2 separate regions of the Homo sapiens genome follow, and region 2 is linked to region 1. Evidence: chromatin contacts called from ENCODE Hi-C or POLR2A ChIA-PET data. All regions are on one chromosome and are shown on one strand. The core of a region is the stretch at or near the end of the contact, and the rest is flanking DNA. Distances in the headings are between cores, read along the strand shown. Region 1 has its middle 200 kb from the start of SMLR1. Region 2 has its middle 150 kb from the start of SMLR1.

Evidence for each region. A loop is a pair of places that touch in the nucleus more often than their neighbours do. ChIA-PET counts read pairs that join two places held with the same protein, here RNA polymerase II (POLR2A). Pooled maps may share reads with other maps.
Region 2: a loop to region 1 is called in a pooled map, with 3 times the contacts of the local background. The contact joins two enhancer-like sites. A Hi-C loop is called at or near these places in 1 of 37 single-sample maps with no recorded cell type and 8 of 50 pooled maps. POLR2A ChIA-PET finds 5 or more read pairs at or near these places in 1 of 52 experiments (H1).

What each region holds. Positions count from the first base shown.
Region 1 is chr6:130,622,418-130,628,085 of GRCh38, reverse strand. No RefSeq gene overlaps it. Among named protein-coding and RNA genes, the nearest start is that of SMLR1, 200 kb to the left of the region's middle. RefSeq lists a silencer at 1,608-1,902. Within about 2 kb of position 2,090, at least 2 of the 41 ENCODE cell types and tissues checked have a DNase peak (open chromatin) inside an H3K27ac peak, as active enhancers do.
Region 2 is chr6:130,672,887-130,679,109 of GRCh38, reverse strand. No RefSeq gene overlaps it. Among named protein-coding and RNA genes, the nearest start is that of SMLR1, 150 kb to the left of the region's middle. Within about 2 kb of position 2,874, at least 2 of the 41 ENCODE cell types and tissues checked have a DNase peak (open chromatin) inside an H3K27ac peak, as active enhancers do.

The DNA.
Region 1 (5,668 bases), core at 841-3,340:
TTCCAAGTATAATAAACACATTGTTCAAACTGTTCTTAAATCCAATTATAGTTCTTCAAGACATGTATTTATTTTCTGCTACTACTTTTGCAAATGTCACAGGTGTAATATGTGTTTTTTAAAATTAAAGTGAGCATTTTGATACACATTTAAACTAAGGCTTATTTTTTCCTGAATACTAAAGTAACACATGCCTATTGTGAGGAAATTAAAAAATATAAGAATGTACGAAGAAGGGGGACTGTCTTGTATAGTGAATTACCAAGTAATAATCATCACTTGTGTAAGTATAGTTACAGTATTTTTCTATGGGTATATTTTTTCATATTTAGGATTATATTTTTATAAAATGTATACACTTTTTCTTGATAATATGTCATAAATATGTTTCCTTATAATTAAAATACTTTGCAGGTATACTTTTAAATTCTTACATAGTTGTACACAATATAGGATATGTATATTTCATAATCAATTTAAATATTCCTCTATTTTTGAACATCTAGGTTGGTTCGGACATTTTACTCTTATAAAGAACATAGCAATAATGATCTTTGTATGTAAAACTTTCCTGGTCTAAAGCATGTACATATTTTTAAGGCTCCAAGTAAAAAATGCCAATGCATTTTTTTTTTAGCAAGATGGGACTAATTTATAATTCTACTAATTCTAATACTGAGAGTACTAACATAATACTACTAATACTAATGCCAAGAATAAATGATATTTATATTAAAAATAATATATTTATAAAATAGTGTCAATTTATTAAAAGAAAGATAACACCTTGTCAGTTTAATTGATAGGTTGAACACTTTTTTCTTAAATGTACTTGCTACTTATATTTCCTTACCTGTGAATTTCTTGCTCATGTCTTTTGTATAATGATATTTTGGTGGTCATTTATCAATTTAAATTAAGAATGCAACCCTTTGCAATATTCATCATAAATATTTACTCAGTTTTATATGTTTCTTAATTTTTGAATGACACTTTTTAGATACATATATTTTACATTTTTAGGAAAGCAAATACAGTGATTATTTTCCTTTCTGATACCTTCCAATGCTTTCAAGTTTAGAGAGTCCTCCTGATCGAGAGATCAGATCTTCGTCTTTTAAAAAATTAAGTTAAATTAGAATTTACACAGAACTGTTCACTCTCCCATAACTTAATTTGGAATGTGTTTTTAAATAAGATTTGGAAACTTAAATAAAGTCTTTGAGCTTAAGTAAAAAATAATATGTAATGATAAATTTCTGATAGCGCTTGATGATTCTGATCAAATGATCAAATTCATCTAGCCAAATTTGCATTGTCTATTTTAGACTTTAAGGACCAAATTATGTCCATATTCTATAGATCTTTAGAAGTAGAATGAGTTTTGAAGAAAAGTAACTGCGAGGGCAGTTATTAGGTGCTCTGTCTGAGTCCCGTTTCTAAGCTTGTTTGCAGCTATTGCACTTGATTTTAGAGTGAAGCTCTGTAGTTATTATTGGGCAAGCTGAACTAACGCAGTGGTGAGTCAATGGTCACTGTTCTTGCAGACATGAAATGAAGCTTAATTTTCTGAAGAAGCCACTGTCACTGATGTGAAATGGCATTCTAGTGACATTTTCTTCTCAGAAGTTAGTGCTGCTGCCTGTGTTCTGAAATTTAATCTGAGGCCCAGTGGGCAAGTGCTCCGACAGGAGTTAAGAATAATGAGTCATCCCAAGTGCCAACATCTGTTTCAAGTTGGAAATTGATGCACTGTTATTTAAAAACAGGGCTTCTGGCTTTTCACAAATGAACAATTAGCATCTCACTGCTTTAAGAATTTGAAAAATGTTTTTATTTTGCCATCTTATAACTGACTATATAGTGGTGAAATTCTCAAAATTATTTTGAATTTGTGGGAAGAACATTAACGTTATTTGCTTTCTGAATCATTTTTCCCTGGAAATTGAAATTAATTTAAAGGAAATTGTATAGGTCCAGGCACATTTTCAATGAGTGTCACTGAAGATGACAGTTTTATGTGACTAAATTTATGACTCTATGACTCAGACCAGGAGTTGTTTCTTTGGTTGGTAAGGCTAAGTCCCAACCTCAGACCCTCTGGGGCCGAGGTTATAGAATGACTATTGTACAGATGGAACAAGAGTGGGAAATAGTCCCAGGCAGGGAATGGCATCTCCATTTCATGATGAACTTCCTGTCACATTTTATTTCCCAGGTAAGTGGCAGTAATCATAACACTTTAATGAAGAAAATAAACCTTAGGCATGGAAAGATTCCAAATATTTGTATAAAAAGTGAAATGTCTACTTAATTACCCAACCACTTTTAAATAGTCAGGTTTGAGGTATTATGCAGATGAAATGTTTGAATTAATCTCTTTGTTTTTATGTGCCTGTAGTCTTAACATGGCAGATTAATAAATATTTTTATTGATTCTATTCTTGATTGACAACTTATTATTTTCATAAATATGGATTAACTGTGAGAAAACCGAACTACTGATAACTTCAGATAATGAGTTCTGTTTATTATCTTCAGCACTCCCTATCACTCACTTTACCTATTCCACTGTAAATATCTTAAGAATATTCTCAGGGGCCGGTCACGGTGGCTCACACCTGAAATCCCAGCACTTTGGGAGGCCAAGGCAGGTGAATTGCTTGAGCCCAGGAGTTTGAGACAAGCCTGGGCAACATAGTGAAAACCCACCTCTGTGAAAAATACAAAAATTAACAGAGTGTGGTGGTGCACACCTGTAGTCCCAGCTACTTGGCAGGCTGACTTGGGAGGATTGCTTGAGCCTGGGAGGTGGAGGTTGCAGTAAGCTGAGTGACAGAGCAAGACCCCATATCAAAAAAAAAAAAAAAAAAAAAAAAAAAGAATATTCTTAGAAATCTAGTTTGTAGAGAGAAAAATTCTAAAGCTCCAAAATAATTATCAACTTCGCTATCTAACTTCAATTACTGTAAAATCTATTTTATTAATTACTGGTTAAATTTGCTCTAAATTATTCTAAACAAAGGATTTCAATACTAGCAGCTGTGAATTAAGCTTCAGGATCTAGAATTCATTTCAAGATGTGTATATGCTTGTTTGTGCACATTGTACCTTTTTCCTTTCACTCATTTACAGGTATTAAATTCCCTAAGGATGTTCCAGAGAAGTTTCCATTATTCTTTCAGCAGTTAGAGAACTGCTTCCAGCTGAGCACCAGCTTATCCCACCAGCAGGAAAAAGTTTGTTCTTCCTATTATTCTAGCCGTTCACTCATCAATCTTGCTTTAGCAACTTGTTGGGCATGAAAAATTGGTTAGATGAAAGTATTCTCTTGCTTTTGGTATATTTGTTGTCTTACAGGCAGCAATAACAATGACAACAATAAACAGAAAACTAGAGAATTTTGAATATATGCTCTCTCAGGAAAAGTCTGAAAGAAAAAACAGTTATTTTTGGTGTGTTTTAAGAAGCAGCAGCGAGTGTTAACCTTAATAACAAGCAGAGAGACGCTCTATAAAAGAAAATATTTATTTTCTTGAAATAGGGCATTGCAAAGGGAATATGTGTGCCACAGTAAACTATGTGCGTATTCAGGAAGGTAAAAGAAGACCAGGATTTTTAAAAGAAAAATGATAAAGTTTACATAATTGTTTTAAGGTAATTATCCTTGGCTAAAAAAGTCAATAACCTTGCTGGTCTGAGGTTGGACAGGTAGTTGCTGGGCAGATGTCCTTGCAGAAGTATATTTTTGTGTAAAGTTGCCATGGCCTTTGTGCAAAGTTGTGGTTTTGCAGCGTCTTTTGTGATAGTTCTTGCTATTAGTCATTTATGCATGAGAACCCTTCCTTCGTGGACTTTCCCAGCTCTATTTGCCAGAATTTTAAACACAATTTACTCCATTTTGACTCTGACAATGTTCACAGGAGTGTGGGCATTGAAGCAGACTAATACTCTAATTTTTCTAGGTTCAAGATTGAATTTAAATTGACTTAAAATATAAAAATGAAATTATCATTTTTGGGGGATCTGTACAAAAATGCTATTTGTTTCTTTCAAAGGATACTTGGAAAATAAATCTGAAAGTCAACATTTATAGATTTTTCTATAGCTAGTGGAATTATCTGTTTGCAATCCAAACATCTCTGGGGAATTAAAGAAATTAAGGAAACAACCCCATTTACAATGGCTATAGAAAGGACTCAGGAAATGACTTAGCCAAGGAGGTGGAAGACTTGTACATTGAAATTTAGAAAACAATGATGAAAGAAGTTAAAGCAGACACAAATAAATGTAAAGATATCCCATGTTCATGGATTGGAAGAATTAATGTTAAAATGTCTGCACTACTCAAAGTGATTTATAGATTCAATGCAATCTCTATTAAAATCCCAATGGCATTTTTCAAACAAATAGGAAAACAATCCTAAAATTCATATGGAACACATGACCCTAAATAGAGGGATTTCCAGCAAGAAGGGCAAAGTTGGACGTATTGTACTTCCTGACTTCAAAATATATCCCAACACTATAGTAATCAAAACAATATGGTACTGGCATAAAAAAAAAACCAGACAAATAGATCAATTGGAACAGAATAGGAAACTCAGAAATAAAATCAAGCATATAACATCAACTGATTTTCAACAAGGGTGCCAAAAATACACAATAAGGAAAGGATAGTCCCTTCAATAATTACTGTTGGAAAAACTGGATAAACACATGCAAAAGAATGAAATTGGACTTACAGCATGCACAAAACTCATGTTGGATTAAATGGATTAAAGACTTAAACATAAGACCTGAAACTGCAAAGCTATTAAAAGAAAACATAAGAGAAAATCTCCATGACATTGGTCTTGGCAATGGTTTCTTGAATATGACACTAAAAACAGACAAGGAGGACTACATCAAACTAAAAACCTTCTTCACAACAAAGGAAATATGGAAAATGGAAAGGCAACCTACAGAATGGGATAAAATATTTGCAATCATATATCTGAAAAAGGATTAATATCCAAATATATAAGAAAGTCGAACTCAATAGCAAAGATAAAAGTAATCCAATTAAAAATGGGCAAAAGATCTGAATAGGCATTTCTCCGGAGGAGAAATGACCAGCAGGTATAGGAAAAAATGCTTAACACTACTGATCAGGAAAATGTAAATCAAAACCACAGTGAGATATCACCACACATATGTTATGACTGCTATTATAAACAACAACCCCCCCCCCCAAAAAAAAAACCCAAAAGATAACAAGTGTTAGTGACTATGTGGTAAAAAGGGAAATCCTTATATACTATTGGCGGGAATATATATTGGTGCAACCATTACAGAAACAGTATGGAGATTCCCTGGGGAAAAAAAAACTGCCATGTAGCAATCTCACTTCTGGGAATATACTCAAAGGAATTGAAATCAGATTCTCAAAGAGATAATTGCATTCCCATGTTCATGGCAGCATTATTCCCAGTAGCAAGATATAGAAACAACCTTAATGTCCAAGCAGACACATGAATAAAGAAAATGTGATATTTACATAAAATGACATATTTTTTAGTCTTAAGAAAATCTTGCTATCTGCAACAACATGGATGAACCTAGAGGACATTATACTAAGTGAAATAAGCCAGGCACAGAAGGACAAATGCTACATGATATCACTTAT
Region 2 (6,223 bases), core at 1,625-4,124, 50 kb before region 1:
CCAGAGGAATAGTAACTTGTTTTAAGGTCACGTAATTAGCAAATGGCCAACCTCCAGGGTCTTAAAATACATAAAGACCCAAGCAAAAAACATTTTAATTTCTACCAAAGTTATTCATGCCCTTCCTCTTCCTACATCCCTTCTCTCTCATTCTTGTATTCTCCCAAAGTAAACTCCTTATTGTTCCTACATCTTTATTTTTTAGAGGACAAAACTCTTTAATTTCCCTTGTCTTTTCTCTCATATTTTCTGACTATCTTTTAGCTCTATATTCTGGGGGTTTAAAAAATTGTGTTCACTAATTATATTGGATATTTCTGCTGAGTTATTAAAATGTAACTAACCAAACTTAATCTTTCAGATGTATGGCAGACAGACTCTAAGTTGATCACTCCGTGATACTGCCTCCTGATGTTCATGCCTCTAAATGTGGACAGGCTGTCATTTGCTTCAAAACAACAGATAGGAAGCCACTTCTATGATTATAATATGTCATGTAATATTTCATCTTGCTGGTTGACTTCCTCTACAAACTTTCCTTACTGGCTTGATGAAGTAAGTGGTACTGTTGGGGAAGCTCTCTTTGGAAGGAACTGTAGAGAGACTTAGTAACAGTGAACAGCCTCTAACTGATGAAAACAGGCTCTAGAGGATGGAAGGTGGCCTTAGTCAAGTCAGCAAAGAGTCAGAGCTCTTAGTCCTACAACCAAAAGGAAATTAATTCTGCAACAACCCCAGTGAGCCCAAAAGTAGACTCTCCCCCAGTGTGTGTATGTATGTATGTATGTATGTGTGTATGTGTGTGTGTGTATTGAGGCCTGGTCTCACTCTGTAACCCAGGCTGGAGTGCAGTGGTGCAATCTTGGCTCACTGCAACCTCCACCTCTGGGGTTCAAGCAATTCACCTGCCTTAGCCTCCCGAGTAGCTGGGATTACAGGCACGTGCCACCACGTCCGGCTAAATTTTTGTATTTTTAGTAAAGACAAGGTTTCACCATGTTGGCCAGGCTGGTCTCAAACTCCTAACTCAAGTGATCCACCTGCCTCAGCCTCCCCAGTTTAGACTCCTGATGAATATGTGGCCCAGTCAACACCTTGACTGCAACCTTGTGAAACCCTAAACAGAAGGCTCAATTGAGCTGTGGCCAGACTCCCAACGTGCAGAAACTGTTACACAACAGATAGGTATTGTTATAAACTGCCATGTTCATGGTAATTTGTTATGCATTGTTATGCAATGATGGATAACTAATACAAGAAGGTTTTGTTCTTTTTTCATAATATCCTGTTCATGTTTTATGGCTCATCTTTTAAAAAGCATATACATTTGAATATTTCTTAAAAGTTTTCTTCTTTTTCCTGAATTATCTCTATTTCTTCCAGTGTCATTTTTTATTTATGTTATTGATTTTCTTTACTGCTGCTAGTTCAATACCTGGTAACCATTGCTTATGCACTTGTTTTAAGTCAGAAAGACTGCATATATTTGAGTTTTCTCTGCTCTTGTTTAAGATTTCCTACCTCAAAATCTCTCTTCTCAGTATGAATTCTGTCTAGAAACTCTGTGTGGTGTTGACTAATAGCATTTGTGTTCAGGTAAATGTGTAAGAAGTCAGTTGTTAGGCTACAGAGGTTCACATGTTAGAAAGAGAGAGTTTTCATTTTGAGTCACTAAGCTAAAAAGTTTAATTATCTTCAAATGTTTTATTCAGTCTTTAGGGGAAAATGCTAACAGACTTTGCTTTAGATGCAGGATTTGGGGAGGAGGATGAAAGTGTAACTTCTCACTTCCATCCTGCAGGAGTTACAACAGGGCATTTCTTGTCATCTATACTGCTGCCTCCTCATAATTATGTCTGGGCTGTGGACCTCTTTGGTCATTTCATCTATCTGTAAGTTTTTGTCCATCTTCGGTTTTCCAGAAATGTTGTGAAGTTTTTCTGTCCATTATAACGACTCCTCCTGTTCTCTTGGCTCTCCTTTTTGTACATTTGTTTCAGAGGGGATAATAGTCAGCAAGGGGTGACTTAAACAACAGAAATTTATTTTCTCACAGTTCTGGCGTCTATAAGTCCAAGAACAAGGTGCTGCAGGGTTGGTTTTTGGTAAGCCCTCCCTCTTTGGATTGCAAACAGTCACCTTCTCACTGTGTCCTCATGTGGACTTTCCTTTGTGTACATGTGCTCTTTGTGTCTCATCCTTTTCTTATAAGGACACTAATCTTACTATATTTATGGTTCCACTCTCATGACCTCATTTAATCTTAATTACCTCCTTTAAGGCCCTATCTCCAAATATAGTCATCTTGAGAGTTGAGACTTCAATGATTTTTGGGGAGACACAGTTCAGTCCACAATAATGAAGAATCTCAAGGAGTTTACCCACTGACACTGAACTAAAAGGCAATCAACCCCTTTGTTTAAGAACACTGTGTTGTGTTGCTGAATTGTTTTGAAGTCTGGAACTCTTTGGATAACTGCTAGAATCCTTAGAAGAGTAGAGCTATTTAAAAGGAGCAAAACAACAACAAAAAGCACATGAGCCACAAAAAATGCATGACTGGCAGAGCTGCTGTCTTACTTCAACTTGGGACATAAAAACAGAAGAGGAAAATGACCAGATCAAAGAAAGTGAAGGCATGTGGCCTTCCTGGAAAACAGTGTGGGCAGCAGGGTGGGCAAGAGCAGCTCAAAGATTTTCTGGGTGTAGGCTGGGGAAGTGGGAGCCAGGAGCCAGCAGCTGGAAAAGGCAGCAGGTGCTGGAAAATCTTGATATTTTCTGTGAGCCAGAAGAAGGGATTTGGAAGTGCTGCATTCCAGGGAGCCAGCTGGTGGAGCCAAGTCACAAATTTCTGCTCTTTTCTTTCTGAGGATGACCCTCTGTGGCTCTTGGCTGGTAGCCTGAGAAACACCTGTTGCAGTTATTAGGGCCCGGGGACTTGTTTGGGTTGCTTAAGCTTAGAGACTAGATAGTTACCATCAATAAAAATAAACTTATCTTGGCCAATGGAAGACTCCATTAGCTGACATCTTTTAGTAAAACTCATTTCCCTCCACAAAAGAGTCTGCTGTTCAGGTACATATTCCAAATCATGCCTCTAATATGAAATAATGTCTTTTAAAGCAATAAACAAATTAAATAAAACACATTAAGGGGATAAGATGCTCTGGACTATAAAAATAGCTGATTGTTTTCACTTATTTCCTAGCAACACTCTTGTTTTTCCATTTCAAGCTTAGTGTTCACAAGTAGCTTCAAATTATGATGTTTTCTCTCTTATATAAATGCATTAATTCACAACACCAATTTATCTTTAATTGATCATAGTTGGGTATTGCTAGAATCCTAGAATGCTTTTCAAGGGGATCAAGTTTCAGTTTTTACAGTTTAAAATCATAGCTAATTTTGTATATAGAAAGAAGCAAAGGAGGCTATCCAAATTCTTTTAATAAGTTGGAATTTTGTTGTAAATATTTCTTAAAATATTTGTGTAACCTCTTAGAATTTTCAAATAGCCTTATTTTTACAGGGATCAGTAAATATAAAGATATTTTGGGTATTTTATCTTCACAAATTTCTAAATGTTTTTACTTTTCTGCCCTTATAACTCATCTGGCACTTTAATAAAATCAGAATATATAATTTTTCTATTTGGGGTGCATATCCTAACTCTCCAGTGATATAGTTAGTTCTTTGAGGGAACAGGTTATACCAATTGAGCTTGGAACTCAATAATCAATGTTTGTTAAGCACCAGTACATGCTACATTCTGTGCTTGGTACGTGAGGCACAATGACACGTCATTTGTGGTTTGCATCAGTCATTCACAGCCGGAGTGGAAAGATAAACACAAAGAAAGATAATTTCAGTATAATACAAATCTCAAGATGGATGCAAAGGTCAGCAGTTCTCAAATCTTTGGGTCTCAGTACCTTCTTACATTCTTAAAAATTATTGAGAACCCCATAGAGCTTTTGTTTGTATGAGTTATAATTGTCAATCTATCAATCAGAAATTAAAACTGAGAAATTAAAATGTTTATTGATTAAAAATAATAAACCCATTGTCCATTAATAGAAGAAACATATTTTATGAAAAATAACTACATTTTCCAAAACCAAAAGATTATTGGTAAGAATAACATTATTTTACATTTTGGGAAACCTTTTTATTATTTAGATTAATAAAAAACAATTTAAGATTTAGATTAATTAAAAAAAACAGTTGAATTCCCATATCTGTGTCTGCATTCAGTCCATTGCATTCCATTGCAATTGTTTTAAGTAGATGAAGAAATTCTGGCATCATGCCAATAGAAGATTGCCTAAGTGAGAAATATTTTAATAGCCATTTCAGATAATTGCATATATTCTTCTTTGATAATACATAAAAATTCAATAGTAGTAGTTTCCTTCATGTCTTTTGTTTTTTATAGTTACCTTGTGTGTGTGTGCATGTGTGTGTGTGTGTGGTTAGAACATTTAAGATCTACTTTTTCAGCAAATTTCAAGTGTGCAGTATTGCATACTTAAAATTATTAACTATTATTATTATAACAATTATTAAATACAATCATCATGCTGTGCATTAGGACTCCAGAACTTTCTCATCTTATTACTGAAAGTTTGTACCCTTTGACCAACATCTCCCGTTTTAGGATTCCATATATAAGTGAGATCATGTAGTATGTATCTTTTTGTGTCTGGCTTATTTCACTCACCATAATGTCCTCTAGATTCATCCATGCTGTGCAAATGACAGAATTTTCTTCTTATTAAAGGCTGAATAGTATTCCATTGTGTATATATACCACATTTTCTTTGTCTATTCATTCACTGATGGACACTTAGGTTGATTCCATATCACGGCTGTTTAGAATAATACTGCAATGAACAAGGGAGTGCAGATGTCTCTTCAATATACTGATTTCATTTCCATTTGACAAATAACCACAAGTGGGATTGCCAGATCATATGGTAGCTCTATTTTTAATTTTTTGAGGAACTTCCATATGTTTTTCATAATGGCTGTGCTAATTTACATTCTCACCAACACTGTAAGCGTTCTCCATTGTCTACATTCTTTTTAACACTTGCTAGCTTAACAAATGTGAGGTGATATCTTGCTGTGGCTTTGATTTGCATTTCCTTGATGATTAGTGATATTGAGCATTTTTCCATATATCTGTTGTTGGCTATTTGTATGCCTTCTTTGAAAAAATGTCTATTCAAGTCTTTTGCCTATTTTCTAATTAGGTTAATTCTTTTTTATTTTTTTCTATTTTGTTGTACAACAAGTAGTAGTTTATCAAAGGTTACTTATAATATAAAATCTAAAACTGTATTAGTGAACTTTCTGTACTCTTACAATGAATTCTGTTAATCTATTTTGCATTTTGAATTGCTCTTTTTCCCATGTATGATTTTATGACACAGTCTTTTAGAAAATACAGTTTCACTGAATTACACAGAATTTTCAAATATTGACACATTTTATTATGCAACATTTTTGAAAACCACATTCATCAATATTGTTGCTGTAATCTCATCACAGATTAGAATTGTCTTTAAATTCGTTGTGGCAGATACATGTCTACCAAAATTCTAGTTTTCCCTTGAAAGCTCAAATTTTATAATTGGCAACAAATACTGCCAATAGTTTTTTTTTTTTTGAAGTGAGAATTTTCCTTGAAATGTCTGCCAAGTACCCAAGTCTGAATAACCATAGTGTGTCTCTCAATTATTCTTTCGAGTAAAAATGGTGTTCCATGAGAAAAAAATAACTAGTTCTGCTTTCAACTCAGACATCATGCACATCTTTAAGACAATATCAAACTTCAGTATGCAGCAGGAATGTTTTATGTTATATCCTATTTAGGTACTCAGAATATTAAAAGATGTATACTTGAGGGCCAAAATTTAATAAAATTAATATTTTTCATTGTGGGTACATCATGATGATTACTACAGTAACTATTGGTTCATTTTGGTGCCACTGCCTTGACTCCTGCTGGGCACCAGCAGTTTCGCCCACTGATGCTTCAGAATCATGAGAGCAAATGTCAACACAGTGAAAAAGGCAAATGTTGTGTTAGCATTTGTGTGAAGATAGTTTTATCCTGGTGGACCCAATGAAACTCTCTTGGAGACTTTGAGAACTGCCACTCTAGGAAAACAACGGAGAGGCACTTAGCTGGGCCTGGTTGGAGAAAGGATGAGGGGGC